Regions from separate parts of the Homo sapiens genome. Here region 1 is linked to region 2. Evidence: read pairs that join two places in POLR2A ChIA-PET (ENCODE). Cell type or tissue: K562. All regions are shown on one strand. Region 1 overlaps DCHS2 (dachsous cadherin-related 2). Region 2 overlaps DCHS2 (dachsous cadherin-related 2).

Evidence for each region. Peaks named below come from ENCODE experiments on the same cell type or tissue, not always from the same donor. Only the 100,000 strongest peaks of a DNase experiment are listed, where the experiment ranks them.
Region 1: POLR2A ChIA-PET joins it to region 2 with 5 read pairs; 2 of 35 experiments call an interaction of 5 or more read pairs at or near these places.

Annotation. Positions count from the first base shown.
Region 1 is chr4:154,367,996-154,370,495 of GRCh38, reverse strand. The region is part of intron 2 of DCHS2 (dachsous cadherin-related 2); the gene reads left to right. Among named protein-coding and RNA genes, the nearest start is that of DCHS2, 120 kb to the left of the region's middle. RefSeq lists an enhancer at 2,100-2,169. In K562, no CTCF peak of the experiment used is centred here; no DNase peak of the experiment used is centred here.
Region 2 is chr4:154,455,322-154,457,821 of GRCh38, reverse strand. The region is part of intron 1 of DCHS2 (dachsous cadherin-related 2); the gene reads left to right. Among named protein-coding and RNA genes, the nearest start is that of DCHS2, 35 kb to the left of the region's middle. In K562, no CTCF peak of the experiment used is centred here; a DNase peak (open chromatin) is centred at 1,351.

The DNA.
Region 1 (2,500 bases), 87 kb after region 2:
ACAGGGCATAATAATAGTCTCTATCTTAAAAAATACTCTGGATTCCTTTTGATGTCATGTACCTTTTCAGAAAACCATTTTATTCTTCTTCTTTCTTCACAGCAAGTCTCCTAAAATAGTGGTCTCCATTTCCTCACTTTTCAATCTTTATTTGATCTATTTTTCCCTCTCTACCTCTTCTATAAGACTGCTTTTCTCTACATGGTTACTGTCGTGCCATAACCTGGGATTCTTTATTTATTTTTATCTGATTCATCCTCTCAATGAATTTGAAAATATTCTTTAGATGCTGCTTCTCTTGGATTTGGTGATGTCACAACTTATGTTTCTTTTTTTTCCCCTTTAAGAAGCTGGAACCTCATTTCCTTCCACCTTTGTTTATTGAATCATGAAATATAGACTGGAGTTCATTGACATAGAAAGCTCACTGGAATGAAACCACAGCTCACAAGAGCTGAGAGATGTGAAGGAGAGATGTTATTAATATTCTACTATTCAGGAGTCCCAGAAGGCAAGAACAAAGAGAATGGAAAGCAGACAATTACCAAAGTAGAAGTAACGGTAGAAAATGTTCCCTACCTGCTGATTGCCCTAGGCGACCCTCCTGCCTCCAATATTATATGTTTTCAAGCTTGGAGCTTTCCCAAACAACTTTCATCTTTTATAGTATAACTTGAAGAAATTGGGTTTCCTACCATAATCCTCACAATTAAATGCTGAAAATGAAATAAAAATGCCACATGAATCATCAGTGGAAAAAGAAATGATAAGACAAAATTAAGACATACTCATGCATGGAATTTATGGGATGTATTAGCTACCTATTGCTGTATAACAAATTATTCCTGAATCTAGCAGCTTAAAATAGCAAACATTCATTATCTTATATAGTTTTTAAGGGCCAGGAACCTGCAAGTGGCTTTGCTGGGTGGCTCTGACTCAGTCTCTCATGAGGTTGCATTATCGAAACAGTTTCCATGAGCTGGACAAAAGTTTAGCTACACAGCATTGGGAAGTGCACACTCTAAGTGGATGGAGAAAATTAGTTTAGATCAGCTATTCCCGCACTGTGTTCTGTGGGAAACTGGTTTCCCAATATGTTTCTTTCAAAGAGCATTCTGGGGCCTAAAAAGAGTGGGGAACACCTCAGAACTCACTCCCTCTAGAAATGTATGTGCAAAAGGCTCTGTGAGAAGTTCTGAGGCATAGAATGCATCCACTTAACTTGGTGAATTCAGCATTTTCCCCCCTTTTTGTCTGAGGAAGTTCTCTACCTTTTTTGTAAAGATGCATCTCTTCTTCCCTATCCCAGATACCTCTTTCTAAAATCTAGATTTGATCTTGTCATTTCATTGAGGATAGCAATAGTTGTCCCATGTGGGTGTTTAAGAAGACAACATTAGAATTCTGTCCTTTTACATTTTAGTTTTCTGATATTTGTAATATAAGTAATACATTAGCACAGTAAATGTATATACAGTTTATTAACAGATAAAAAATATATATTAAGAATGTACACACCACATTTTATACTGATGGAGTAGAATAAATCTGTCCTCTTTAGCACTTAAATCAGGTGAGAGGAATCTGACTGCCAAGCCTGTCCTCTGGATTCTGCCCAGCCTCTGTCACTAAATGCCCAGCCCTCTCTAGCCCCACTAGTGTGCTTACCCTACCGGCAACAAAAATGTATTGTTGGCCAGGCATGGTGGCTCATGCCTGTAATCCCAGAACTTTGGGAGGCCAAGGTGGGTGGATCACCTGAGGTCAGGAGTTCGAGACCAGTCGACCATCTCTACCAAAAATACAAAATTAGCCGGGTGTGGTGGTGTGTGCCTGTAATCCCAGCTATTCGGGAGGCTGAGGTAGGAGAATCACTTGAACCCGGGAGGCGCAGGTTGCGGTGAGCCAAGATCGTGCCATTGCACTTCAGCCTGGGCAACAACAGAGAAACTCCATCTCAAAAAAAAAAAAAAAAGTATTATACGTTTTCCACTTTGTGCATCTAACATTTGCTTATTTTTTACAGCACTGCCTGATTTAGGATCTTTGTTCTTAAATATCTTAAGCTGGGGCAATATTCATTTCTTCATATTTTCCCCACTTTTTCATTACTTCTCTTACCTCAACCCTAAGTGACCTCTTGAATTTGAGGAGAAATAAAAAAGAAAGAGGAAGGGGAAAGGAAAAGGGAAAGCAAAACTGAGAAGAAAGGCAGTTTCGAGCAGCAGCAGGGTCTGTGGCAGAGGTGAAGGAATATTTTCTATAAGCTTATCACCAGTGTGCAGTCCCCTCTTACTACGTCGAACCTGGAGACATACAGGTTACTTAGGGTGGCTGCAGATGTAGGGCGACCCTGCATTTTAAGCATAAAGGCCAGATAGATGAACTTGCATTGTTCTTTGTGGAATCATAACCAGCCCCATTTCTCCTATTCTAATTGATACCCGGCATGGCTCTGGCACTTTATTCAACTCAGAACATGGAAAATCAGACTATT
Region 2 (2,500 bases):
GCTCCCCCCAGGTGTACTGAAGCAGAAACTGGCAGTAGAAAGAGGCGGGGGAGAGAAGCAATTTGTGCTTTAACAAGCCCTCCAGGTGATTCTGTGGACCCTAGAATAATTACTGTAATTGGGTATCACTTGTCAATTCAGCTCACCCTGTTATAAGCCAGATGTAACAGATGGCATAGATACTCTAAAAAACAAAATCGTCAACACTACTGCTGCTGGTTGTTGGATTTGTAGAAGCTTTTCTTGTGAAGAAAAATTTGCATGGCTGTTTTGGGGATGAGCCAATAGTAGCTCTAAAGGCAGGGATGTGTGCGCCATTCTTAAATGTTGCCACGGAAGCATTAAGGCCATAGTGATGGGAGCTAGAGGAACCAGGCATGGGTGAGTACTTTCTCATTTAGTTAAAATGGTGCTTGCTTTTATTTGTGTCATGTTAATAGGATAAAAGAAGGTAATAGACATGAAAATGATTTGCACGACTTGATGGATTTAGAAAAGTTAGACAATTTAAAGTTAGCAGTTGAGGAAGATGTTTTATAAAATAAACTTTGAGTCAGAACTAGAGCTAAAGGGCATGAGGTTAGTAGATGAACTTGTTGACATCTATTTTGGGTTTACGGAGGCCTGTTTTCTTACTTTTTGGTTAGATGTGTTTGAAATTACTATATAATTAGACTATAAGTAGGTAAACTTATGTAAAGCACAACATAAATGAACTTGTGCATTTATTCAGTCAACAAACATTTAAGTGCTCTAGGGGCTGGGGAATCAACAATGAAGAAAACAGATGGTCATGCCTTCATGGAACTCATACTCTAGTGGGTTGCAGTTATATTTTAGTATGTACATGTTACAGGTAAGCTATACATGGGTACTTATGAGTAAACTGAGGTTGATTAGTGGAAAAAATCACAACGCAAAAAAGTCCCATATGGCAATAACAGTTTACCTACTTATAGCCCAAATATATTATAATATCAAACACATCTAACCAGAATGTAAGAAAAAAGTCCTCTGCAAACCCAAAATAGATGTCAACAAGTTCATCTACTAACCTCATGCCCTTTACCTATAGCTCTGACTCAAAGTTTATTTTATAGAACGTCTTCCTTGACTTGTTATTTTAAGTTGTCTACCTTTTCTAAATCCATCAAGTCCTTCCAGTACACCATGACTTTTCTCATGCTCTGTTCTTTTGTGCCTGTAATTCCCTCACTTCCTCTGTTTTGCTTAATAAAATTGTATATATTCTTCAAAATCCAGCTCACATCTCACTTCCGAGAACCGTTCTCAGAGACGGAGCTAGTTTCCGCATCTCCTGTGCACTCACAGCAGCGTGTCATATCTGCATTAGCATCTGGAGCTCCACTGTTGGGTTCCTCTCTCTGTGTGCTTATCTTCTCCGTTGGACTGCAGATTCCTGGAGGACAGGGACTGAGTCTAAAGGAGCTCAGATCATCAGCAGCTACTGCACTGTTGATGATAAATAAAAGAGGCTCAATAAATGCTTGCTATATGAATGATTTTAACATGGTAGTCTGGTTTCCAATCTCACAGCCCCTGAGAGATAGCAAATTAAAAGAAAGTTTCCTGGTGGAGAGATACTATAGCAGCGAAGACAGACTCCTGACAACTTTACAACAAAAGGCAAAACAGAAAACCTATATACTATATATACAGAAGCCTAGATAGAAGCGCAGCCTGGAGAACAAATTATTACTTTTTTTTTTTTTAAATGGAGTCTTGCTCTGTTGCCCAGGCTGGAGTGAAGTGGCATGATCTCAGCTCATTGCAAGCTCTGCCTTCCAGGTTCAAGCAATTCTCTTACCTCAGCCTCCTGAGTAGCTGGGATTACAGGCATGTGCCACCATGCTCAGCTAATTTTTGTATTTTTAATAGAGACGGGGTTTCACCATGTTGGCCAGGCTGGGCTCGAACTCCTGGCCTCAAGTGATCCACCTGCCTCTGCCTCCCAAAGTTCTAAGATTACATTCGTGAGCCACTGCACCCAGCCCCAAATTATTACTTTTAATCTTGTAAATCCTATAGCATGGTAATCTTTTGTGGCCAAGAAACACTTTATTGAGCAGCTATGAATACCTTTTTGAAATATTGTGTTGAGCGAAAGAAAATTGCTGCATGGCATTTTGCAAAGAAGCTGCGTAGTACAGTTCTTATTTGGAGTCTACTCCCCAGTCTGCCACATGGCAAGTGTAAGTTTCATCTAAATCACTAAAATTCCACCAGAAGTGATTTCCTTTTGTGCAAAATGGAGCCAAGCAAACCTACAACATAGAATTGTTTTCATAATTAGATAAAATAATGTGTGTGAAGGGCATTTAATAAACAAAATCACTTGCAGACATGGTGGGAACTCATATCACAAAATGTATGTTAAAGACAGGATCCAAGCAATTTACAGAAGTATTTAATTTTTCCATTCCCATCTCTTCCTTCCTATGATATTTCCCTTGACAATTCATGAAGTCAGATGATTCTT